2 separate regions of the Homo sapiens genome follow, and region 1 is linked to region 2. The links are chromatin loops, found by intact Hi-C in ENCODE. Cell type or tissue: chondrocyte. All regions are shown on one strand. Links, peaks and the distances in the headings refer to the core of each region. The heading gives the core; the rest is flanking DNA.

What was found. Hi-C counts contacts between places; a loop is a spot of excess contacts. Peaks named below come from ENCODE experiments on the same cell type or tissue, not always from the same donor. Only the 100,000 strongest peaks of a DNase experiment are listed, where the experiment ranks them.
Region 1: a loop joins it to region 2, with 3 times the contacts of the local background. A loop is called at or near these places in 5 of 110 quality-filtered maps.

What each region holds. Positions count from the first base shown.
Region 1 is chr15:26,033,306-26,041,645 of GRCh38, reverse strand. The region is part of intron 2 of LINC02346 (long intergenic non-protein coding RNA 2346); the gene reads right to left. Among named protein-coding and RNA genes, the nearest start is that of TRE-TTC2-2, 45 kb to the left of the region's middle. In chondrocyte, for the core only: CTCF peaks have their summits at 3,876 and 4,077; no DNase peak of the experiment used is centred there.
Region 2 is chr15:26,860,827-26,869,166 of GRCh38, reverse strand. It overlaps GABRA5 (gamma-aminobutyric acid type A receptor subunit alpha5), which reads right to left and starts at 2,105. Exons shown (of 11, transcript NM_000810.4): 1 at 2,056-2,105; 2 at 374-438. In chondrocyte, for the core only: CTCF peaks have their summits at 2,144, 4,041 and 4,245 (motif pointing right); a DNase peak (open chromatin) is centred at 2,140.

The sequences.
Region 1 (8,340 bases), core at 322-8,321, 830 kb after region 2:
ATTGGAAGAATCAATATTGTAAAAATGTCCATACTACCCAAAGCAATCTTCAGACTCAATGCAATCCCTATCAAAAAGACCAGTGACATTTTTCACAGAAATAGAAAAACAATCCTAAAATTTATACAAAACCACAAAAGACCCAGAAGAGCCAAGCTATTCTGAGCAAGAAGAACTGAACTGGAGTAATCACAGTACCTGACTTCAAATTATACTACAGAGCTATAGTAACCCAACCAGCATGGTACTGGCATAAAAGCAGACTTATCGCCCAATGGAACAGAATTGAGAACGTGGAAACAAATCTGTACACCAACAGTGAACTCATTTTGAACAAAGTTGCCAAGAACGTACACTAGGGAGAAGACAGTCTCTTCAGTAAGTGGTACTAAGAAAACTGCATATCCACATGCAGGAGAATGAAACTAGACTTGTCATATGCAAAAATCAAATCAAAATGGATTAAAGACTTAAATCTAAGACCTCAAACTATGAAACTACTACAAGAAAACATTGGGGAAACTCTCCAGGGCATTGGTTTGGGCAAAAATTTCTTGAGAAATACCCCACAAACACAGGCAACCAAAGCAAAAATGGACTAATGGAATCACATCAAGTTAAAAAGCTTCTGCACTGCAAGGGAAATAATTGACGAAGTGAAGAGACAACTCACAGGATAGGAGAAAATATTTGCAAACTGCCCACATGATAAGGGATTAATAACCAGAATATATAAGGAGCTCAAACAACTCTACAGGAAAAAAATCTAATGATGTCATTTTGAAATGGTCAAAAGACCTTAATAGACACTTCTCAAAACAAGACATACAAATAGCAAACAGGCATATGAAAACGTGCTCAACATCATTGATCAGCAGAGAAATGCAGAGCAAAACTACAATAAGATATCATCTCACCCCAGATAAAATGGCTTTTATCCAAAAGTGAGGCAGTAACAAATGTTGGCAAGGATGTAGAGAAAAGGGAACCCTTGTATACTGTTGGTGGGAATGTAAATTAGTACAACCACTACGGAGAACAGTTTAGAGGTTCCTCAAAAAACTAAAAATAGAGCTACCTTACAACCTAGCAATCTCACTGCTAGATATATACCCAAAAGAAAGAAAATCCTTATATCAAAGAGATATCTGCACTCTCATGCTTATTGCAGCACTATTCACAGTAGCCAAGACTTGGAAGCAACCTAAGTGTTCATCAACAGATGAATGAATTAACAAAAAATATAGTACATATACACAATGGAGTACTATTCAGCCATAAAAAATGAGATCCTGTCATTTGCAAAAACATGGATGGAAATGGGGGTCATTATGTTAAGTGAAATAAGCCAGACACAGAAAGACAAACATCACATGTTCTCACTTATTTGTGGGATCTAAACATCAAAACAATTGAATTCATGGGCATAGAGAATAGAAGGATGTTTACCAGAGTCTGGGAAGGGGAGTGAGGGTTGGTGGGGAGGTAGGGATGGTTAATGGGTACAAAAAATAGAAAGTATAAATAATGTCTAGTATTTGACAGCACAACAGGGTGACTGCAGTCATTAATAATTTAATTGTTCATTTTGAAATAACTATAAGAGTATATAATTGGATTGTTTGCAACACAAGAGATAAATGCTTGAGGAGATAGACACACCATTTCTCATGATGTGATTATTATGCATTGCATGCCTGTATCAGAATATTTCATGTACCCCATAAATATTCACCTACTATGTGCCCACAAAAATTAAAAATTAAAAAAAATTTATAATTTTTTTTTTAAAAAGCAAAATAAAGGCTTTCTTTGAACAGGCATGTTCCCCCTGCAAGGAGACTCCTGCAGAAGGAGGGAAACTGACCTCATCATTACCACAATTAACCTGCTGCCATCCCTGTACTGGCTTCCCATTAAGACGCTCTCATGAAGCTCACACACCCTGTGAGATGAAAAGGTGTTGCTCACAGGCGAGGAAAGCAAGATGTGGAGAAGTTTTAATAACTTTCTGGCCAGGCACAGTGGCTCACACCTGTAATCCCAGCACTTTGGGAAGCTGAGGCAGGCGGATCACTTGAGACCAGGAGTTCGAGATCAGCCCAGGCAACATGGGGAAACCCTGTATCTACTAAAAATACAAAAATTAGCTGGGTGTGGAAGCAACACACCTGTATTCCCAGCTACTCTGGAGGCTGAAACCTGGGAGGCGGAGGTTGCAGTGAGCTGAGATTGAGCCACCGCACTCCAGCCTGGACTACAGAGCGAAAATTCGTTTTAAAAAAAAAACAAAAAAAACCCCACCTTCATATAAGACCCTTTAGGAGTTTTACAGGAGACAGTGGAATAAACAAGGGGCAGAATGACAGAGGTCAGGGCACATCCCAGCCGCAGCCCAGGGACCGAAGGGAAAAGTAGTTGAAAATGTGATACTAGCTATTGAAAATGCTTTAAATCTGCTTCATTAATTGTAAGGCATACAGAGATTTATTTGTTTCAATGCAGCATAAAAATACCATGTTTCTCCTAAAGATGTCCAAGGAATCAGGATCCCTCCTAACCCTGACTCAAGTCTAGGGGAGCTGGGTTTTAAGCGGCCGACTGCCTCAGCCTTGTGGGCCTGGCAGGAGGATTCTTCCTCACCACAGGCCTCCTGTCCGCAAATCCTGCTCTCTGGGTCTGTTTGCAAATGCCTCTCCGCTGCAGATGCCTCTTCCTTCTTCCCATGTGAGGCCAGGCACATCCCCTCTCCCTGGCAGGCAGATGGCAGAGGTGGGAAGTGAGTGCAGGAAGCCTGATTGCAGTTGGTTACAGGGGCGGGAAAGTGGCCCAGCAAAGCCTGAGGGAGGCCTTTTGATTCCAAAGATAGGGCAGCAACTGCCTCTTCCATGAGCTCATCATTGCTCTTCTTGCACACGTGTGTTTTGAAGAGAGAGGGAAAGAGGTGTGAACCACAAACACAGGGCGACTAAGATGCACCTTATGGTTCCAGGCATGTGCTTGAGGTGCGTGTAACTTTGTCTCTTGGTTCAGCTTCCTGTATTATTTTTCCAGCTCTTGTTGAAAGTCCATAAAGTTAAGTTCTGTTGATCCAGAAGTATAAATGACTAAAAAGAAATATAACAGATCTGATGGCAAAGAAGGAAGGGATTTCTCTGAAATGGGCAGTTTGGGCCAGGGATGGCGGCTTATGTCTGCAATCCCAGCACTTTGGGAGGCCAAAGCAGGAGGATAGCATAAGGCTTGGAGTGGGCAACACAGCAAGACCACATCTCTACAAAAACAATTAACCAGGCGAAGTGGCGCACACCTGTAGTCCCAGCTATGTGGGAGGCTGAGGCAGGAGAATCACTTGAACCCAGGAGATGGAGGTTGCAGTGAGCCAAGATCACGCCACTGCACTCCAGAGTGGGTGACAGAGCAAGACTTTGACTCAAAATAAATAAATAAATAAATTTAAAATAAAAATAGGCAGTCTGGTTTCTGAACAATATGGCCACATTGCCTCATAATGTTCTAACTTGCTTTTATTATGAAAATTGTGTGTATTTCTGAAGGATATTTGATGCTCTCTTTTGTAAATATTTTTTGGAAGCATTTTACATATGTTTATTTAATTTTATAAGGGTACAGACACATACTTAGTATTTCTTATTAAGTATATAATATGTGTCCATAACACCTTGGTATTTCTGAATAATTTAGAGAAAATAGACTTTCCCCCTTGAAAAGAATTTCTGCTTATAAAAATAGAGTTGCATTCAATTATTTTTATCAACATTAGTAATAATATTGGTTACTCATTCAAGTGGTGTGAATGTTTCAAATCAATTTCAGTCTGACCAATGTTTGCTTACAAAGCAGCCACAAGAACACCCTTGTTAACAGTAACTCAGAAAAGAAACTGACCAGCTCAGAGAAAGAAGCTGCTTAATCACTGCTCAGTCACAGACGCATTTAAGAAGTTCTGTCTATTCTGTGGTCAATATTGAGCAGGATTCCTGAATTGTAGCAATAAAGAAAAAACTCATTTTCCAAATAAATGTGTAATGTCCTAGAAACTGGAATTCTACACCCCCCTGCTGGATTTTCTGGTTTATGAGATTATTTTTAACAACATGGAAGAAAAACTGAGACATTGTATGGATTGGAAAGGCTGTCAGTTGTTCTAATAGGGTCATCTGCTCTCCAACTCAGGCTGCCACAAATGAGTATGAGGATTTATCATGGAACTAGCATTTGGAAGGCAATAGAATGAAACATGCAATTTAAAGCATTTTTGCCCTGAGACTAGGCACTAACATGATTTTTAGGAAGTGACTATTTTCTCCCAAAACATGACTTGTCCTTCCATTTTTTTAAGTGGTGGCTTTGCATAAGCAGAAATTTTTAATTGTGATCATGTTCAATTTATCATCTATTTAAATGGTTAATGCATTTTGTGTCATGTCTTAGAAATCTTTCCCAAGCATATGCAGATATTTTATATTTTCCTTAAGACTTTATAGTTTTATCTTTATTTATAAACATAATGCATCTTATATCACATATATATGTATATGTGTGTGTGTATATATATATATATATATATACACACATACACACACATCCAAATGTTCTAGCATCATTTATAGAAAAGAAGCTCTTTTCCTCATTGAATTGCTTTCATAGCTTTGTTGCAAATCAATTGGCCATTTATGTGTGGATCTATTTATGGGCTCTCTGTCTTGTTCCATGGATATATATGTCTACTGTTATGTAAATACTGCTTGGGTTTCTAATCCATCATGACAAATCATGCATGGATGTTAAACATTTGCTAAAATGTTGGCTTTTCTGTCCTAACCGTCATCCTGTTGCAAGTTTGCTCTTCATTTCACTTTGTCCCCAGGGATAAAAGCATTCCTGGGTCTGTTTTCACCTGGAAAAATCGTATACCTTTCTAGAAATTAATTAGCTTAGATTTCTTTATGTCCTCAGCTCTCTGGTGTGCTTAAAACAACCACCACCACCATGATACTACAACTTATCAGAGTTTTTCCTCTGCGACAGCGTGAAGGCAATGTTTCCTGCAATTTTCCACCTCTGGACTGAAGGCAGAAGTCCATGCAGGAAATTATATTTGAGAGGTGCAATTCCCGTAAGTAGTCAGGCTGCTCCAGATGGTGGTAGAGGGAAGCAAATAGAGCTTGGTGGTGGTGCATTCTGAGCATTAGGTTTTTCCAGATAACCCAAAGAATATGCTCTTATTTCATCTCCCTCTGGAAGCACAATGGTAGACACGCGCTTACTAGACATTGGAAATCAGCCTGGGAGCAATTTTTCTCATCTACAGTTGACCTTTGAGCAACATGGTTTTGGACTGAGAGAGTCCATTCATACTTAATAAGTCCTTCCTGCCTCCCTTTCTACCTCCTCCACCTTTCGCCTCTGCCACCCTTGAGGCAGCAAGGCCAAGCCCTCATCTTCTTCCTCCTCAGCCTACTCAATGTGAAGATCATGAGGATGAAAACTTCTATGAAGATCCACTTCCATGTAATGAATAGGAAATACATTTTCTCTTATGATTTTCTTAATAACATTTTCTCTTACTTTATTGTAAGAATTTAGTACATAATACATATAACATATAAAAGATGTGGTAATCAACTGTTTATGTGATTGATAAGGCTTTCTGTCAACATTAGGCTATCAGTGGTTAGTTTTTTGGAGTGTCAAAAGTTTCCTGTGGATTTCTGACTATTATGGGTTCGGCACCTTTAACCCATGCATTGTTCAAGGGTCAACTATACAATATTGGGCCAGAATTCAAAGCACATTAAATGGAACTAAGAGCAATCTGCATTTTCTAATTAGAAAGCAATATTCTCATTTGCATTTACAGAAAGACAAAGCAATGCAAAGCAAAAGCCAGATAGCATCATAGTCTTCTCCATGCTGTGCCCCTCCCAAGAGCGGGGGCACAGGCACATCGGGAGTCCCACTTCACCAGACACATACAGAGAAAGTTCCAGATGGCATGAAAACAAGAGAAAAGGAGCCTTGCTCCTCGAATGGCCACATGGAACCAAGAGCTTCTTTAGTCAGCCCTCCGTGTCTGGAGGTTCCATATCTGTGAATTCAACTAACCTTGGATTGAAAATATTAAACAAAAATGCACCTGTACTAAACATATACAAGATCTTTTTCTTGTCATTATTCCCTAAACAATACAGCATAACAACTATTTACATGGCATTTACTTTGCATTAGGTGGTATATATAATCTATAGATGATTTAAAGTATACGGGGAGGGGGCGTACCTTGGTTATATGCAAACGCTACTTCATTTTGTACCACGGAATTGAGCATCCCTGGATTTTGGTATTTGAGGGAGGTCCTCGGACTAATCCTCCAAAGATACTTAGTGACAACTGTTTATATTTCCTGGTTTCTACGTGAGAAAAAAACAGACTTCTTTGTACTTAAGGTATGAAATGTTATTCTCTTTCTTGCAGCCACTTAGCCTTGCCCCTGACTAATGCCATAGTTCGCCCAGTGGTTTGAAGCCTATTTCTGTAATGATCTACTGCAGAGATGGGGACCAGGAAAATAGACAACCACGGAGCTCTGTACAGATCATCATATTAACTCCTACAACTCATCGTATTAATTCCTCAAAGGGCACTTAATTAGAAGTCCTAGGTGATGACACCTGGGAGCACCTTTGCTTGTTTTGAAAACAGATGGAAAGTGATAAGGGTATAGAAAGGAGAGAAATGATGAACAAGGGAAGCAAGTGGGAATAGCAAATATAATTGTACAGAGAGTTCGAGGAGTTAGGAATGGGGCAGGGGCGTAGGCCAGGCGTGGTGACTCACGCCTGTAATCCCAGCACTTTGGGAGGCTGAGGCGGGCGGACTGCTTGAGCTCTGGAGTTCAAGAACAGCCTCGGCAATATGGTGAAACCTCATCTCTACTAAAAATACAAAACACTAGCCAGGTGTGGTGGTGGGCGCCTGTAATCCCAGCTACTCAAGAGGCTGAGGTGGGAGAATCGATTGAGCCCAGGAGGCAGAGGTTGCAGTGAGCCAAGATGACTCTGTCTCAAAAAATAAATAAATAAATAAAAGAAATGGGCAGGGGTGGGTCAGTCTGAAAAATATGAAAGAGAGAAATTCAGCCGGTGTTATAGAACATTATTTTCAATCCCAGATTGTCAACATGTAACAGGATTTTTGAAGGGAAGGAGGTAGCAAAAATTTTAACCAGACGAGCTAATCTTTGGACATCTGGAGTAGTCCCATAAGAAAGCTGTGCTTCAGGCTGGGTGCAGTGGTTCACACCTGCAAGCCCAATTCTTTTAAAGGCTGAGGTGAGTGGATCATTTGAGGCCAGGAGTTCAAGACCATTCTTGGCAACATAGCGAGACTCCATCTCTACAAAACTTTTTTTTAAAAAAACTAGCTGAGCATGGTGGCACACACCTATAGTCCCAGCTACTCGGGAAGCTGAGGCAGGAGGATGGCTTGAGCCCAGGAGTTTGAGGCTGCAGTGAGCTATGATAGTGCCACTGCACACCAGCCTGGGTGACAGAGTGAGATCCTGTCTCTAACTGTGCTCCCAATCTATGGTTCCTGTCTGTAGTGGCAGAATTTTAAGATGGCTCCTAGACCTTTGCTTTCTGGTGTCACTCCTGAGATCATTACATGTTATATTGAAAAGGCCAGTTAGGTTACCTGGGTGGGTCTAATCTTATCACATATGCCCTTTGAAAGCAGAGTTTTCTTCAGCTGGCAGTAGAAGTAAGAGAATTTTGAGGCATGAGAAGGACTTGATGCTCCATTGCTGGTTTGAAGATGGGGAAGGACACACAAGAAGGAATGAGAGTGGCCTTTAAATCTGAGAGTGGCCTCAGCTGACAGCGGGCAAGGAAACAGGGACCTCAGTCCTGCAGCCTCATGGAACAGAAATCTGCCAACAGCTTGAATGAGCCAGTAATTGAATTCTCCCCAGAGCCTTCAGATAAAAGCCGTGAAAGGAAGATATATTGGGCCACCAAAATCACTAAGCTAAAGGGAAAAGTCAAGCTGGGAACTGCTTAGAGCAAATTTGCCTCCCATTCCACTCAAAGTCACCCTTCTGCTCACTGAGATGAATGCATATATGATTGCCTCCTTTGGAAAGGCTAATCAGAAACTCAAAAGAATGTGACCATTTGTCTCTTATCTACCTGTTATCTGGAAGCCCCGCACTACTTCTAGTTGTCCCGGCTTTTCAGACTGAACCAGTGTTCATCTTACATTTGTTGACTGATGTCTCATGCCTCCCTAGAATGTATAAAACCAAACTGTGTTCTG
Region 2 (8,340 bases), core at 26-8,025:
CACACAAAGCGGGGAAGCACGTGAACATCAATGCTGTTGTGTCACAGTTCCTGGAATCAAATCACACTGCTATCACAACAATTTGCAAAGAAAGGAGCCCGCTGTCCTTCCCCAGGACAGCTGCACACCAGGTATTTTCCATCACCCTCACTGGGCAGTAAGTTGGAGCATAAAAATAAGTAACAAGAGGCTTATTTTTACTTCTACTCAGGGTGCAGAATCACCCTAATTCGTTGTTTTCCACTCAAATACTCTGTTTTGTTTTTTAGCATGTTATCAAATAAACCATTAGTCCAATTATTAAAATAAACGCTGTAGTTATCTGAGCGACTGTATTTTGTATCCGTCAAATCCACAAGTGTAGTAATTTTACCTTTCTGAAATATCTGCCACGCCACGCGTTCAAAGCCAGCAAGCTACTCCTCTCTCTGCAAGGCACTGAGAAAGTACGTGGAAAGAAGTGGGGAAAAGCACATTTAAGAAACAGGTTTTCTGCAGGATCACAATACTGTGACAACTGCCTATAAAAGAGTGTGGCTACTTTCCCGGCATTCGGTCCCCGTGACTACATAACTTAAGCACTGCATCTGTGGAAGTCTCTCCACTCAATGCTGGACCCTAATTAATGTATTTGAGATCCAGGCAGACATTGTCCCTGGGCTCAACGACTAACCTTCCTGAAAACACGCATTTCTCAGTATGCGCATAACGCAAATAGGTGCTCACAGGCATCCGAACAGTATGCTTCGAAAAGAAGCATTTTCCCAAGAAGCCCCCCCAACCCCCATCCCCCGCAAACTCCGGAATTGGGAGACACAACAGGTACTTCCACCTCGGAAGCGAAGGCCTTCTGCGACTCCTGCCAAGAAGGGCAGGGTGCCATGCGGTGGTCGCCTGGGCGCGTCCGGGGGGCTCGTCGCGGGGCCCGGGCCAGAGCCAGGCGGCGAGCACGCGGCGCTGCATGCGGGAAACCCGGGCGGCGCCTCCCGCCGCCCCTCAGCCCCGAGCCAGGGACCCCCAGGAGAGGCTGCGCTCCCACGACCCTCCGGACCCCCACAGAGGCTCACCAGGGCCGGCGCGCCAGGGCAGGTGGGCGCGGGGGCTGCACTGCGGAGCCGCAGCCTGGGTCGCCCTGGCACCCGCGGTCGCCACCCGCGCGGTCCGCAGCGGCACGCCGAGGGTCTCCAGCTCCCCGGCCCTCCCCGGCTCGCTCCCGGCTTTCGCAGACTTCCCCTGCTCCTGCCCCGGGTACGAGCCAAGCGCTCCGCCAGGCAGCGCCTTCCTCCTGGGCTGGGAGCGCGCGGTGCAGCAGCGACTCCAAGTCCCCTGGCCTCGAGCAGCCCGCGCGACACGCGCGCGACACCCCCGCGGGGTCCGAGTCCACCCCGCGAGCAGCGCCGGGACGCCGCGCGCCTCAGAGCCCCGGGGCTGACGCTGGCTTTCCAGGTGGGCGATCTCACCCCTCCGGCTCCCGTGATGGTGGCAACGGGTGTCCCCCACCCCCAACCGGTCACCGCGCCCTGGTGCCCCGTCCGGCAGGGATGAGCCGCCCGGACCCCGCTCTCTCCCGCGCCCGGCTTCAGCCCCGCAGTCGCCAGGGTAAAGTTTGCGCTCTGGCCTGGCTGCGCGCCCCGCCTGCTCTGCACCTCTCCTCCCCGGCCACGCAGCCTGCCGCTCAGGCGCCCCGAGGAGAAGGGTGCGGACCGAGCCGGGGCGGCCGGTCCTCTTCCCCGCTCGCGTCCTCTTACCCCACTGCCCCGGCCCAGCGCGCCCAGGGCTCACCCTGCGCGCCGGCCCCGGGAGGCGAGCCGTCGGTGAGGATGCATCCTCCTTCTCCTCCGCCTGCTCTCGCCCGGCTGGCAGGCGCGGAAGGCCGGTGCGGCGTCACCGCCCCATGCTGCCAGCGCGAACTTCCCCGGCACTCCCGGCGGAGCGGCTCTTGCGCCCCGCGCTCCCGCCGCCGCCCTGCAGCTCCGCTCCGCGCCGCGCCCCGGGCCGCGCGCCGCCCGCCGCAGAGCCCCCCAGCGCCCCCGGCGCACTCGCGCCCGCTCTCACCTCGCCCGAGCGCCACATGTCGTCTCTGGGCTGGAGGATCGGCCCTCTGCAGAGGTGCTCCGGTAGAGGCCGCCAGACGCTCAGCAAATGCGCCCTTGGCCGAGCTGGGCGGAGGGGGAGGGCGCAGGGCCCCCGGCTCGGCCTGCAAGGGGAGAGGCCCTGTTCTGCTGAAGTTTCTCCAGGGCCCTCAACAGCATCTTCGGCGCCTCGTGTAGTCACCACCGCCCGCTTGTAGAGCAGGGATGGGAGGGCAGTGTCAGCAGTCGGGTGATAGAGGCCTGGACTCCGACAGCTTTGCTCCCTAGAGCCGGCCCCAACGCCTCCCTGCCCAGGCCTGGGTCCTTCCCGGGTGCTCCATGGCACCCCTTACATGCGCATCTCTTAGGCGCTTCTGAAAGAAGCTGGCCTGTGGACATTCTTTTCATCTCACTCATAGACAGGAATGCATAACTACGGGAGGGAAAGCCAGGGTCACATTGGACTCGATTAGAATGAAATCCTTACCTAACGCAGTGTATATCTGGGGGTTTTCTGAAGTTCCATTTCTTGACAACAAGCCGCAGTGGCAAACGGGAAAGGGCCAGGAGCCCTGGGGGCTGCAGGTCGGAGAGCGCCTCTGGGGTGACGGGGCGGGATCTCCCCAGCAGGGCTTCCGAGCCACGTCGGGTCACTGCCTCATTAGCCACGTACATGGGGTCTTACTATGGTCATTACGTCGGTGTGTCGTCCGTCCTAGTGGTGCAGTTCCTGGGAGGTGAGGGTGGCATTAATGACAACTGCGCGGCAGCAGGGCCCCTTCAAACAACACAAGTAAGAGCGCATCGTCTTGGGTTTGCCAGGTCTTGCTTCCTCAGGAGGTGGGGGACTCTCGACTATAACACCCAGTGGAAAACGTTCAAGACTCAAAGGAAAGCCACTGAAAACGTGATGGGGAGGTTTACTTACACCATTGTCCCATTCCTTTTGTGAAACTGCATTATTCATAATCTCTTTTAACAGAATAATGGTAAGTAAAGGCAAATTCCTAACTCCCCTCCAGGAAAGATCTTTGACCTTCCAGTGTAGGAAGCCTCTCATTTTTCCAGTTATCTCTAATACAGTGTATTCCAAATCTAAGTTACCTGTTAATACTTCTGCACATTCCAGAAATTCTGAAATTTTCTGAAAAACAAAACTTGTAAATCTATTCCAGGAATAGGACATAAATATACATAAATGTGCAAATATACAGGAAGTGTTTCTCTGAATATACATTTAGCCACACTATTAAATAACTGTTTCCAGTGGTTCTTCAGGAAATATGAATGAAATAAGATGCTAATTTGAATTTTCTAATTCTAAAATGGATCACTGAACGTATGCATTTCTTCATTTTCTAATTTCCCAAAAGATGTACCACTAGGGTGAAATTCCTTGGGAGACATTAAATTTTAAAAAGTTAACAACATGGTTTTATGATCAGCCTAATATAATTTTCACCTATTAGGTGTTGGAATTCTAACACCTAATACCAGCGACAGCTGCTCTTCTCTCAGGATTAAACAGCATAATGCAAATCAAAGAGTTGGAAGAATTGGTAAATTTTAAACTTCACAGCTTGTCACACAAAGTCATTCGGTGTGAGTTTGCAAAAATAAATGTATATAAACAAGGGATGATTTTTGTATTAGCGAGGGTTATAGACATTAATTCTTAATAATAAAAGAAATGTCAGCTGTAAGGAAATATGTTCTTTTGATGGATTATGTTTAAAACTTCCACTTTTTTTGGTACACTTTCTATCAGCTTTATGTCCACACAACACATATTATTGAATATATAAAAATCATTTTAAGTTAGAGTCATTCTTTAACATTGTATTTCAGCATGTTGCTTAAATTCTTTTCTCTTCCCTGTAATGAAACGGTATGCCACTCTCTCTCCTCCTAGTGTTTATGTAACATAACATAGCCTCACTTTAGATGGACTGCCCTGAGGGGACAGTGAAATCGTAAGGCCCATCAGAACCTTACAGAAACTCACATTGCTAGAAGAGTGCTTACTACCATTTCAATGATTTTTGTTTTACTATAGAATTCTGTATTTGTGCTGAGAAATAATAGGCTATCCGTTGAATTCCCATTTGTTTCATTAGCATTTTCTCTTCATTGAATGAAATTAAGCAATGTCGTGATCGTTGTGGAAGACAGTAGAGGGCACCCTAGTTCCACACAACCTCAGCCTTGGCCCGGGCTTCATAAGAATTTCATTTCCAGTGTCAGAGCCTAAAATAGCTGAAGGTGGGGAAGCTGGGCCATGAGTAGAACACGTGTTCACAGAGCACCCACCCTGTACCCCGGTCAGGGGCAGGAACTGAGACAGTGGCTGTGTTTGCGTGGTTGGGTGTGGTAAATGTGGCTGAGACATGAACACAGTGCCATGGTATAAGTGAGATCATGTGCTATTTGTCTTTCTGTGCTTGGCTTATTTCACCAAGCATGTTCTCCAGGTTCATCCATGTGGTCAAAAATGGCAGGATTTCCTTCTTTGTTAGGGCTAAATAATATACTGTCGTATATGTATGTTATACATATACGTGTGTGTGTGTGTGTGTGTGCGTGTGTGTGTGTACGTATCTCACAGTTTCTTTATTCATTTATCCATTGGCAGATGCTTAGGTTGTTCCATTATTTGGCTATTGTAAAAAATGCCAAAATGAACATGACAGTTCAGATCTCTCTTTCAGATACTGATTTTATTTCCTTTGACTATATCCCCAGAAAGGGGGTTACTGGGTATATAGTGGTTGCCACGGGCTGGGAGAAGGAGAGACGGGGAGATGTGGGTCAAAGGGTACAAAATTTCAGTTATGCAAGATGAATAAGTTCTGGGGATCTACTATACAACATTGTGACTACAGCTAACAACACTGCGATATATACTTCACACTTGCTAAGAGGGTAGATCTTATGGGTTCTCATCACACACACAAAAGAGGGCAGCTCTGCGAGGTGATGGAAATGTGAGTGCATGTGATTGTGGTGGTGAAGTATACATGTATCAGTCATCAAGCTGAACACCTCAGAAACCAGATTTTACATCAATGAATGGATGAATGAACAGATCTACATTTCTGGATTTAAAAAAATAAAAAGAGAAGACACCCCACAGCTTTAAAAACATGGGGCATCCGTTCCCACCCTCCTGCATCACCTCCATTCTACTGACACCTGACATGGGTCCTTAGAAGAACATGGTCTATTCTTTTTCACACTTTGCCTCCTTTATGTAACTAGGAAAATAGAGGCATATGGGGCTTTTAAAATGATACTAAATTTTTTTCTAATTTCATTGTATCTATTTTATCTTCTTTAGTGTTTTATTTATCATATCTCTATTTTGCCATATTTCATTTTATTTTGTGATGGCTCTAGGGTTTACAGCAGGCATCTTTAACTCATCATAACCTATCTTTTTTCTCTTTTCTTTTCTTTTTTTTTTTTTTTTTTTTTGCGACAGAGTCTTGCTCTCTTGCCCAGATTGGAATGTAGTGGTAAAATCTCAGCTCACTGCAACCTCGAACTCCTGTTCTCAAGTGATCCTCCCATCTTAACCTCTCAACTAGTTGGAACTATGGGCATGCACCATCACACCCAGCTAATTTTTGAATTTTTAGTAGAGACCAAGTCTCACTATGTTGCCCAGGCTTGTCTTGAACTCCTGGGTTCAAGGGATCCTCCCACCTCGGCCTCCCAAAGTGTTGGGATTACAGGCGCGAGCCACCATGCCCGGCCTACAGTCTAACTTTAATTAACATAATACCATTTCATGTACAGTGTAGTGCATGCAACTTACAATAATATACTTCTTTTTTTCTTCCTGTCCTATTCACTCCTGTTATCACACATATGACTTCTGCATTCAGTGACTTATATTTTACTTTAACAATCAATTTCTTTTTTTTTTGGTTTTTAGTTTGTGAATGTAGAATATGAAGGTGCCAACTCTTGTTGACATGTCCTTTCTTTTTAAAAAAACATTCAGTAGATTTAAGGACACAAGTTGTTTTTGGTTACATAGATGAATTGGACAGTGGTGAAGTCGAGGCTTCTAGTGCATCTATCACCCAAATAGTGTACATTGTGCCCAGTAGGTAACTTTTCATCCAGTAGGTAATCTTTCACCTCCCTCCCATCCTTCTCCCTTCTAAGTCTCCAGCATTCATTACTCTGGATGTCCCTGCATACCCACAGCTTCGCTCCCACTTATCAGTGAGAACATGCAGTATTTGGTTATCTGTTTCTGAGTTACTTACTTAGGATAATGGCCCCCCAGTTCCATCCAAGCTGCTGCAAGTGATGTTATTTTATCCTTTTTTATGGATAAGCAGTATTCCATGGTATATATATGCACCAAATTTTCTTTATCCACTCAGTTGATGGGCACTTAAGTTGATTCCATATGTTTGCAATTGTGAATTGTGCTGTGATAAACATATATATACAGGTCTTTTTGATTTAGTGACTTCTTTTCCTTTAGATAGATACACAGTATGGAGTTGCTGGATCGAATGGTAGATCTACTTTTAGTTCTTGGAGAAACCTTTGTCCTGTTTTCTGTAGAGCTTGTACTAATTCACATTCCTACCAACAGTGTATAAGGACTCCCTTTTCATCACATTCTTGCCAACATCTGTTGTTTGCTGACTTTTTAATAAGGGCTATTCCTGCAGGAGTAAAGTGGTATCTTATTGCGCCTTTAATTTTCATTTCCTTGATGATTAATCATGTCAAGCATTTTTTCATATGTTCATTGTCCATTTGTACATCTTCTTTTAAAACATGTCTCTTGATGTCATTTGCCCTCATATGAATGGGATAATTTGTTTTTCTTGCTGTTTTGATTGAGTTCCTTGTAGAACAATCAATTATTTTTAAAATAGGTTTTCAAATGAGAAAAAAATTTTATTGGATATGACTTTAATTCTGCTCATAGAAAACCCTTCGTTACTTCCTGCAGCACAGGTGTTCTATGATGAGTTCTACAAACTTATTTCTCTGAAAACGTTTTTCTTTCATTTTTCACTTTTTAAAGATACTTTTTCTCAGTATAGAATTCCAAAATTCTGAAAATTTTTGAATGTATCTGTATGTATCTGTATATACAGATATTTTTATATGTACAGATGTTCACCAACTTACAATGGCTCAACTTATGATTTTTTACTTTACGATGGAGCAAAAAGTGATGTTTCGGGAGAAACTATACCTTAAGTACCCATCAACCATTCTGTCTTTGACTTTCAGTAAGTAGTCAATAAATTGCATGAGATATTCAACACTTTATTATAAAATAGGTGTTGCTTTAGATTATTTTGCCCAATTATAAGCTAACGTAAATGTTCTGAACACGTTTATGGTGGGCTAGGCTAAGCTATGATGTTTCGTAGGTTAGGTATATTAAATGCATTTTCGACTTATGATAGTTTCAGCTTGCAATGGATTTATCAGGATGTGAGCCCATTGGTCAAGAAACAAATACAGTCATACAATGTAAAATGACATTTCAGTCAACGATAGAATGAATATACAATGGTGATCCTATAACATTATAATGGAGCTGAAAAATTCCTATTAGCTAGTGACATCATAGCCATTGTAATGTCATAGCACAACTACTTAGTTTTTTTTAAATTTAGTGTAGCCTAAGTGTATAGTCAGTGTTTAAAAAGTCTACAGTAATGTCCTGGGTCTTCACATTCACTCACCACTCACTCACTGAATCACCCAGAGCAATTTCCAGTCCTGCAAGCTCCACTCACGGCAAGTGCCTTAAACAGGTGTTTCATTTTTTATCTTTAATGCCAATAGGCTATGCCATACAGCCCAGGTGTGTAGTAGGCTATACTATCTAGGTTTGTGTAAATACACTCTGTGATAGTCACACAATGACACCAATCAACTAATGATATATTTCTCAGAACGTATTTCTATTATTAAGTGACCCATGACTGTACGCTAAAGCCCTGTTCCACTGTCTTCGGGCTTGCATTTTTTCTAACATGAAGCCTGCTGTCATTCTCCTCTTTATTTCTCTATACGCAATATGTCTTTTTCTTGTGTCTGATTTCAAGATGTTCATCATTTTTTTTTTTAGTATTTCAATTAGAATTTGTGACTTGGTGTATTTTTCTTTCCTTTATTCTTTCTTTTTTCTATTCTGTTTTGGAATTCTTTGAGCCTTGGATATGTTAGCCTATAGTTTTCATCAAATTTGGAAAATTTTTATACTTTTTTTTTTTTTTTA